2 separate regions of the Homo sapiens genome follow, and region 1 is linked to region 2. A link is an interaction called in ENCODE POLR2A ChIA-PET data of the cell type or tissue named here. Cell type or tissue: HepG2. All regions are shown on one strand. Region 1 overlaps AFF4 (ALF transcription elongation factor 4). Region 2 overlaps HSPA4 (heat shock protein family A (Hsp70) member 4).

What was found. ChIA-PET counts read pairs that join two places held together with the same protein. Peaks named below come from ENCODE experiments on the same cell type or tissue, not always from the same donor. Only the 100,000 strongest peaks of a DNase experiment are listed, where the experiment ranks them.
Region 1: POLR2A ChIA-PET joins it to region 2 with 6 read pairs; 6 of 35 experiments call an interaction of 5 or more read pairs at or near these places.

The regions. Positions count from the first base shown.
Region 1 is chr5:132,924,254-132,929,253 of GRCh38, reverse strand. AFF4 (ALF transcription elongation factor 4) reads left to right here. Exons shown (of 21, transcript NM_014423.4): 5 at 2,047-2,133. Among named protein-coding and RNA genes, the nearest start is that of AFF4, 37 kb to the left of the region's middle. In HepG2, no CTCF peak of the experiment used is centred here; no DNase peak of the experiment used is centred here.
Region 2 is chr5:133,073,968-133,078,967 of GRCh38, reverse strand. HSPA4 (heat shock protein family A (Hsp70) member 4) reads right to left here. Exons shown (of 19, transcript NM_002154.4): 6 at 4,842-4,975; 7 at 2,070-2,314. Among named protein-coding and RNA genes, the nearest start is that of HSPA4, 24 kb to the right of the region's middle. In HepG2, no CTCF peak of the experiment used is centred here; a DNase peak (open chromatin) is centred at 2,607.

The DNA of each region.
Region 1 (5,000 bases), 150 kb after region 2:
ATTTGAGATATAAAATGCCAATGTTAAAAACCTGAGTTTATGAATTTTTGTTTCCTTTTCCCTTTCCTGTCTGTAGTATGCAAGGAACTTCAGGTGTGTGTTCCCTTCATGTTTTCTTTGTATTTGTAGTCATATCATTTTTAGGAACCCCATCATGAACTTAAAAAAAAATTCACTCTAAATGTATATTTATTGAAAAAATGATTTATTCAAGGCATGCTCATTAAGCACCTACTTTGTGTCAACCACTGGGAATACAGTGGTCATAATGTTATGCCTTTGAGCTGATATTCTAGAGCTGGATGTAGGAAGCAATCTATTACATAATATTATTTCAGGAAGTGAAATTCTATTAAAAATCAAAGCATTTTAAGGGAATAAAGAGCAATTATGTGCAGGTGGCTGTTTTAAGAGGTTCAAGTAGTAATATATCAAGTGCCCTTGTCTCTTCCTTCTGTCATTCTGTTGCCCAAAGCTAAACATTAACTAGGACGTAGACTGATTTGTCTTTGTCACTTAATAAAATACTGTGGACATCATTACATATCAACAGTTAAATTTCTCATTTTAATGTCTGGTGTTCTATTTTATAGATGTCTGGTAATTTATTTAATCAGTACTGTGTTGGTGTCAACCTAAATAACAGAGGCTCTCTGAAAGAAAAGATGATGGGAATAGAGCATTGCAGTGGAAATACATGTGCCATAGTAGTCTATGGTCATATTCAAAGAGGTAAAGAGAGACAAAGGTTTTTGAAGGAAAAAATGAGGAAGATTACATAATTGTTTTTGAAATAATTATCCTTGGCTACAAAGATCACTAGTAAGGATGACACCAGTCTGAGGTCGGACAAGCTGGACAGATGTCCTTGTGGAAATATTTTTTTGGTTTAAGGTTTTGATGACCTTTGTGCAAGGTTGTGGTTTTTGTAGATTTTTTTGTTTATCAGGCATACAAGCATGAGAAGCCTTTCTTCATGGTCTTTCCCAGCTCAGGGTGTTTTGGGTTTTTTTTTGTTTGTTTTTTTGTTTTTTTTTAAATATATAAACATTAGTGACTCCATTTTGATTCTCACAACTTTCACATTGACTACCTAGGTTGTTTCAGTTTTTGAAGTGTGAGCCCCTTATACGTATATCTTTACAAAACTGTGTGGATATTGCTATGGGATAAATTCCTAGGTGTTACACCACTGTTAATTTGTTGCATTTCCTTAATTTACCTGATGGCTTACTTTGAACTAAATGCCAGAAATAATATACTCTCTCCTTATTCTGATACTTCTGTCTCCTTGGCTTATCTAACATACACATTGTAATCTTACCAGACCTCACCCAGACATATTTGGCATTAAGATTAGGCAGAAGGCATTGAATGAAATCAAACTTAGGGTCTTGCTTTTCTGTTTTCCTCCTCATGTGCTTTTGAAATTTCTCTTCTGATTTCTTCCCCTGACAAAATTTTTCTACGAGTATATATAGGCTCTATAGCCAGACTTTTGAGGATGAAATATAATGTTCATTATTTACTAAGTGTATGGCCTTGAATAAATAACTTTTGTGCTTCAGTTTCATCCTAAATAGAGGTAGGATAATAATGGTATCTACCTCATAATGTCATTGTGAGTACTAAATGAGTAATAAACATGTAAAACACTTAGCACAGTGTCTGGCCCATTCAAGGTACACAGTAAATGTTAGCTGTTTTCCTTATCATTGTCCCTTCCTCCCACTCTCCTAGCAAGCTCTTCCTGATTAGCGTTTTATTATGTGCCTTGTATTTGATTACAGGCTGATTTCTGTAACTATTCACAGGTTTCATAATTTGAATTGTAAACTCCTCAAAGCCAGGGAGCATTTATTAATCTTCTTATTACCTACACCATAGTGCCTAGCACACAATTGTGCTTAATATTTATTGACTAAGTATGTAGAATTTTGGAGGAGCTGTCATGAAACCAGTATTTATAAATACAAATCTGGTTTTTAGCTGTATAATTTTTATCCTTGACCTGGTTGAAAACAAACTGTAATAATTACATTTCAGGAGATGACGCATTCATGGCCTCCCCCTCTAACGGCTATTCATACACCATGCAAAACAGAACCTTCCAAATTTCCTTTTCCAACTAAGGTAAGTAAATAAAATGTATCTTTCATAATGTAAGAAAACTCTAAATGGCTTGACTAAAATCATATGGATTAAAAATTGTCTTGCCATTCCTATTCTAGTGGGAGACAGACAGTAAATAAGTGAATAAATAGATAAATTCAGATAGTGACAACTGTTATGAAGATAATTAGCAGGGTAATGGAACTGAGAGCATCTTGGATCAAGAGGTATTAAGAAAGCTTTGAAGGCAATATGCGAGAGAGATTTAAAAGACATTAATACAGCCGGACACGGTGGCTCACTCCTGTAATCCCAGCACTTTGGAAGGCTGAGCCAAGAGACTCTCTTGAGGCCAGGAGTTTGCGACCAGCCTGGTCAACATAGCAAGACCCTGTCTCTACCAAAAATTGGAAGGAAAAAAAAAAAAAAAAAAAAAAAAAAGCTTGGCATAGTGGCACAGGCCCGTGGTCCCAGTTACTCGGGAGGCTGAGATGGGAGGATCACTTGAGCCTGGGAGGTCAAGGCTGCAGTGAGCTGTGATTGCACCACAGCACGCCAGCCTGGGAAACAGAGCAAAATTCTATCTTAAAAAAAAAAAAAAAAGACAGTGGTATTTATTGCAGACTATTATGGTATTGTAGGCCAGAGGTGGTAAGGGCTTCTCAAACTGTTGTTTTAAGAACCTGTTTCCATAAGACATAGCAACCATACTTGTCCCGTGGAAAGAGGTTCCTCAGATAACAGTTCCAAGGTTGTTTAAAATCAGCAGATTGACTTTTTTTTAAACTTATACTTAACAGTATTAATTTACACTTAAAACAAATAATACAGAAATACATTCTCCTTGTGAAAGTTTTACCAGTCCCCCTAATAATAGCCTTTCCCCAATTCCGTCCCCTTCATCCCAACAGAGCTCCTTTCCTAAGTACCTTTGCAAGTCTTTTTTATATTCATGTAATACATATATAATCATTACATGTAAGCATTTTCTTATTTATTTCTACGCAAATATATTGTTCTGTATCTTTCATCAGTCAGCAGTAGGTCTTGGGGACCTGTCCATGTTACTGCATGTAGAGGTATTTCGTTTCTTTTTATTGCATCTTTAGTGTTAATATATCCTAGTTTATTTAGCCATTTCTCTTTGGTATTTAAGCTGATAGCAAGTTTTCATTTCTATAAATGTTTCTTCAGTTGGTATCTTTGTTGGTGCCTTCTGTGTGCATGTGATTTTCTTTAGGGTAGAAAGCAAAAAGTAGAATTGCTGAGTGTTGAGAGTATATATTTAATACATACACTCACAAATTCCTTCCATAGTTCTATTACAGGATTTGTACCAGCCAGTATTCCCACTTGTATTACCTGTTGTTTCACACATGCACACCACCATTTGATATTATTAAACAGCAGTGTTTTGAGTAAAAATGGCATTCCATTTGCTTGATTGCTAGTGAGGTTCATCATCTTTACATATTTGTTATCCATTTGGTTTCTTTGTGGGTAAATTTGCTTATTCTCACTGTCCTTTGGGTTGCATTTTTTACCTATTGAGTTTTAGGTGGTCTTCCTTTTTTGTTTTGTGTTGTTTTGTTTGAATTGTGGATTCTAATAATTTCTTATACATGCTGAAAATTTATCTACCAGTTAGATTCTTGTCTTTTTATTGTCTAAAGTTTTTAATTTTTGATGAATAAAATATATCTTTCTCTTCCTTTATAGTTTTTGCTTTTAATGTCTTGTTAAAGAAGACTTTTCTTTCTCTAGGATCATAAACATACCCTCTTATTTTTATTTTAATGTGGTTTTTAGTTTTATTTTTTATGTTTACCTTTGTGAATGATGTCAGGTAGATTTAAAAATTTTCTGTCTATATGTGTGCCATATCACTCTTACCTTTTATATCTTTGTTTACATATACAAAATGCACCGGTATTTATTTATTTATTTATTTATTTATTTATTTTTCTGAGATGGAGTCTCCCTTTGTCACCCAGGCTGGAGTGCAATGGTGTGATCTTGGCTCACTGCAACCTCTGCCTCTTGGGTTCAAGCGATTCTCCTGTCTCAGCCTCCCGAGTAGCTGGGACTACAGGTGCCCGCCACCACGCCCAGCTGATTTTTGTATTTTTAGTAGAGACAGGGTTTCACCATGTTGGCCAGGCTGGTCTGAACTCCTGACGTCAGGTGATCCACCCGCCTTGGCCTCCCAAAGTGCTAGGATTACAGGTGTGAGCCAACGCACCTGGCCAATGCACTGTTATTTAATGTGCAGTTTGAGTTTTGTTTTTTGTTAGTTTGTTTTGAGATGGAGTCTTGCTGTGTCACCTGGTGCGATCTCGACTCACTGCAACCTCCGCCTCCTGGGTTCAAGCGATTTTCCTGCCTCATCTTCTTGAGTAGCTGAGATTACAGGCACACGCCACCACGCCTGGCTAATTTTTTGTATTTTTAGTGGAGACAGGGTTTCACCATGTTGACCAGGCTGGTCTCGAACTCCTGACCTCAGGTTATCCACTTGCCTTTGCCTCCCAAAGTGCTGGGATTAACAGGCGTGAGCCACCGCGCCCAGCCTGCAGTTTGAGTTTTGATAGATATGTGCACCTGTATAACCACCACCATAATTAGGAATTAGAACATTTCCATCACCCCCAAATTTCTTCATGTTCCTTTGTAGTCTCCCTCGCCTCCACCACTGTCCCTATGCAATTTCTGATCTATTTTATGTCACTCTAGATAAGTTTTGCTTTTTCTAGAATTTCATGTAAATGGAATCAGTACATCATGTGCTTCTTTTATATATTTACTTTCTTTTGCTCAGTATTTAGTTTTGTAATTCTTCCATGTTCTTGATTATATCCATGGTTTCTCTTTTTCTTTTTCTTTTTTTT
Region 2 (5,000 bases):
GAGTCCAGAAGTTCAAGACCAGCCTGGGCAACATGGTGACACCCAGTCTCTACAAAAAATACAAAAATTAGCCAGGCGTGGTGGCACGTGCCTGTAGTCCCAGCTACTCAGGAGACTGAGGCAGGAGGATCACTTGAGCCCAGGAAACAGAGGGTGCAGTGAGCCAAGATCACACCACTACACTCCAGCCTAGGTGACAGAGTAAGATCCTGTCTCAAAAAAATAACAACAACAATAATCACACTAAATGAAGGCTATAATATAGAACATATAAGAGCTACGTATTCTGATGATGTAAATACAGTACAACTTTTTTTTTTTTTTTTTTTTTTGGAGACAGTGTCTCACTTTGTTGCCCAAGCTAGAGTACAGTGGCACGATCTCAGCTCACTGCAACCTTCATCTCCCAAGTTCAAGCGATTCTCCTGCCTCAGCCTCCCAAGTAGCTGGGATTACAGGCGCCTGCCACCACACCCAGCTAGTTTTTGTATTTTTAGTAGAGAAAGAGTTTCACCTCGTTGGCTAGGCTGGTCTCTAACTCCTAACCTCAAGTGATGCACCTGCCTCCCAAAGTGCTGGGATTACAGGAGTGAGCCACCATGCCCCATCACAGTACAACTATTTTTTTTTTTTCTTTTGAGACGGAGTCTCACTGTCGCCCAGGCTGGAGTGCAGTGGTGCGATCTCAGCTCACTGCAAGCTACACCTCCCAGGTTCACACCATTCCCCTGCCTCAGCCTCCCCAGCAGCTGGGACTACAGGCACCCGCCACCATACCCGGCTAATTTCTTGTATTTTTAGTAGAGACGGGGTTTCACCATGTTAGCCAGGATGGTCTCAATCTCCTGACCTCGTGATCCGCCTGCCTCTGCCTCCCAAACTGCTGGGATTACAGGCGTGAGCCACCGTACCAGGCCACAACTATTTTCAAACAACAGCACACAGGCAAATTCAGTTTTTAAAAAATTTAAACTACTTAATAAGTATCTACTTAGCTCTTACAAACACGTAACATTTCACTAACAATTTCTTAAACATACTGGCTTACCTCCAGACTTCATGGAACACACATACACACACACAAGACTGCTGCTTAACAAAAACGAAAGCCATCTCTTCCAAGTAGGGGGAGAGGTGACTAAAAATTTGGATACAAAGCAACAATAAACACCATTTCAATTTTTTTACGGATAGCTCAGGCCCATGTCTCCAAATACACCATCAGTCTTGCCTGAATTCTACCAGTAGAGTTCACAGCCAAAAGAACATCTTACTCCCATCATCCAAGCAACTGAACCAGGCAACAATAACACTCTGGGTAGTTTCTGAGGATAACCCCGAAATGTCAATTACCCAGAATTCTTGCAGCACTATACAAAAAGAGCTGTCACCCTCAAGTGAACCCGAATATTTCAAAAAGAAAAATTTCGGGCTAGGCACGGTGGCTCACACCTGTAATCCTCATACTTTGGGAGGCTGAGGTGGGTGGATCACCTGAGGTCAGGAGTTTGAGACCAGCCTGGCCAACATGGCGAAACACCGTCCCTACTAAAAATACAAAAATTAGCTGGGCGTGGTGGCAGGCACCTATAACCCCAGCTACTCAGGAGGCTGAGGCAGGAGAATCGCTTGAACCTGGGGGTGGAGGTTGCAGTGAGTTGAGATTGTGCCACTTTACTCCAGCCTGGGCAAAACAGCAAAAACCTCCATCTCAAAAAAAAAATTACAATTTCTTAGTCACTGGGTAAATTAAATTCAATTTAATTCTGCATTACAGCCCTTTGCCCTGATTTTTTGGAAACTGAAATCTCGTGTATAACAAATGCATATGTAAAGAACTATCAACATGTTGGAATATTCAATTTATCAGAACAAAAACATTAGTCTACATTATTAACCAGACCCAACTTTACATAAAAAGCAGGGTCCTGAATGGCTTCTAATTTTTAAAATAGAACCAAAATTATCATATAACCTCCGTGATTATTTTAACAATTAGCCAATTAAAGGTTAATATATGTGGAGAAAACTCACTCTTCACTTTAACATCGAAATAGTAATATACTTACCTATTCATAGTTCCAGATACATCAACATCATTCATAAAACATTCAATGCTCAAAGGGAGATCTGAAGCATTTGCACTCATCAATTTCTTGAGTTTCTCACACTCCTGAGAGAGTCGTAATAATGCACGGATTTTGGACTTAATGTCTAGCTTGTATTTCTTCCCAAATTCTTCACAGAAGTGATTTACTAACACTTCATCAAATTTTCTACCTCCCAATGTCGTGTCAAATGCAGTGGCCAGAACCTTAAGGAAAAAATGAGAATTAATCTAACAATTAACCAATCGATTTTGAAACAGATGATATATATTTACCTGGTAAGTTGTTTATCTAAAAAAAAAGAGGGAGGGTTACATTAAGGTTAAAACAAAGCAATGTATACATCATTTAATCCTTATTACCCCACACTGTAAAAATAGGCACTATAATCCCCAATTTACAGATAATGCTACAGACCTAGACAGATGAGATAAACTGCAGTTCACAAAGCTACTAAGTGGTAGAAGTGGAATTCAAAGCCAAATCTCCTTAATTCCAAAGTCCATGCCCTCCCCACTACACCAGTCTGACAACCAATAGCAGTTACATGTCCAAGGTAAAATATACTAACATGTCATGTACATACTTCTAGTCTACTCAGTATCACAAAACTGAGTAATACCAAAGGCTCAACTCTCTGCAGTTTACTACCAAAGGATTCCTTAAAGCCTTAGCTCACCGCAATGTGTTTCTATTTAACCTGGAAGTCTAATTAGCCTGGGTTACCCGTTTTCAAATCTCTAACAGATTAGAAGCAAACTAGATCTAATTAGATTCAGTAATAGAAGTTAGGCTAAATAAGTGATGACATCCTTATGAAGGAATAAAACCAGTAAAAACAATCTCTTCAAAGAATGCTACACGTCATGGGGGAAATTTTCTTAGTATGTTAACTTAAAAAAAGACAGGACACAGAGCTAAATATAGTGACTCCAATTCTGTTTTCTTAGAAAATTAGAATGAAATACATCAAGCTGTTAAGAATGGTAAGATTGTAAGTAACTTTTCTTTATTTTTTTTTCTTTTTTTTGAGACAGGGTCTCACTCTGTTGCCCAGGCTGGAGTGCAGTGGCACAATCTCAGCTCACTGTAGCCTCGACCATCCAGGCTCAAGCAATCCCGCCACCCCAGCATCCCAAGTAGCTAGGACTACAGGCACACATCACCACATCCAGCTAATTTTTGTATTTTCTTTGTAGAGACGGGGTTTTGCCATGTTGCCCAGGCTGTTCTCAAACTCCGGGCTCAAGCAATCCCCCCACCTCAGCCTCCAGAGTAGCTAGGACTACAAGCACACCGCCACACCCAGCTAACTTTTGTAGAGACAGGGTTTTACCATGTTGCCCAGACTTGTCTTTACACATAAATGTTTTCCAATTTGGGGAGATTTTTGTAATGAATATTTTTATAATTTAAAAGTAATCAAAAGGATTGCAAAACTGACAGGTGACAGGTAACACAGAAGGACAATTTAGAAAAACAGAAGCAGATGGCTACTAATACACATCGTTCTGATCCAAAGCCAGGCTAAATTATAACCAGAGTCTTCCGTTTAAAAAGATGAAAGCATAGCATAGATCTTAGAAATTCTATTAGTGATTAAAGTTTAAACACTGAGAATTACATTTGGTCCACCATTTATAGCTGTCAAAAAGCAAAATCACAAATCTCTCATTTCCCAATTATCTAAAAGACTCGCTTTCTTTTTATTTAAAAACAAAACCACCTAGAAACAATATAAAACCAGAAAATAAAGTGGAAACGTCTATTTTTCAAAGAAACAAGACCATAACAAATGAAGTCTCAAAATGCCTCCAAAATTACCAAATATTTAGTTTGGGGTAATCCCTCTCCACCAATCTCCAATGGGTACAAGGCAGTCAATTCAGACCTTGGCACCAACAATTTTAATATACAATTCAAATAATTAAAGCAAACACTTGAGAAATCCTTGGTTCTTCACCAAATTCTAGATAAAATCATCTAGACAGAGAATTTTATACCCTACTGTGGAACTAGCATAAACCAGCAAACTCAACTATGACAGAGATCAATCACCCTCTGGCCCCTCCTTGCCTTCTATACTTCTGTGTGTACAAAACTGCTTAAACTTTAGGCTTTCTAGAAATCTATAATTCCTAGTCCAGTTTGTTTTGGCATCCAAAAGAAACCCCTTTTCCAGAACACTCAAAACCTCATGAGCAAGAGTACAGAGCACCTGTACCACCCTCTCAATCCCCAGTGTAAAATTCACCAAGGAACTACATGTTAAAAAATCCTCCTGCTGGGCGCCGTGGCTCACGCCTGTAATGCCAGCACTTTGGGAGGCCGAGGCAGGTGGATCACCTCAGGTCGGGAGTTCGAGACCAGCCTGACCAACATGGATAAACCCCGTCTCTACTAAAAATACAAAATTAGCCGGGCGTGGTGGCACATGCCCGTAATCCCAGCTACTAGGGAGGCTGAGGCAGGAGAATCGCTTGAACCTGGGAGGTGGAGGTTGCGGTGAGCCAAGATCGCGCCATTGCACTCCAGCCTGGGCAACAAGAGCGAAACTCTATCTCAAAAAAAAAAAAGAGAAAAAAAAGAAAGAAAAGAAAAAAAATCCTCTGAATAACCCTGTAAGGTATGCATTGTTTCTCCCATATTGTAGATGAGAAAAAATCATTGTCTCTCAAAATTTCATAATTACCATACTACTAACAGTCTTCTGGAAAAAAAATATATACTTACTTTCAGTTTTCCTCTATTAAATGCACATACAGAAACTTGATAAGCAGAGTGGCCCATGTCTACAAAAACTACATTTCTTGGTTTCTCTTCTAAGGCAGGAAGATCCTGCTTATAGATTCCATATGCAAGAGCAACTACAGAAGAAAAAACACAAAAATT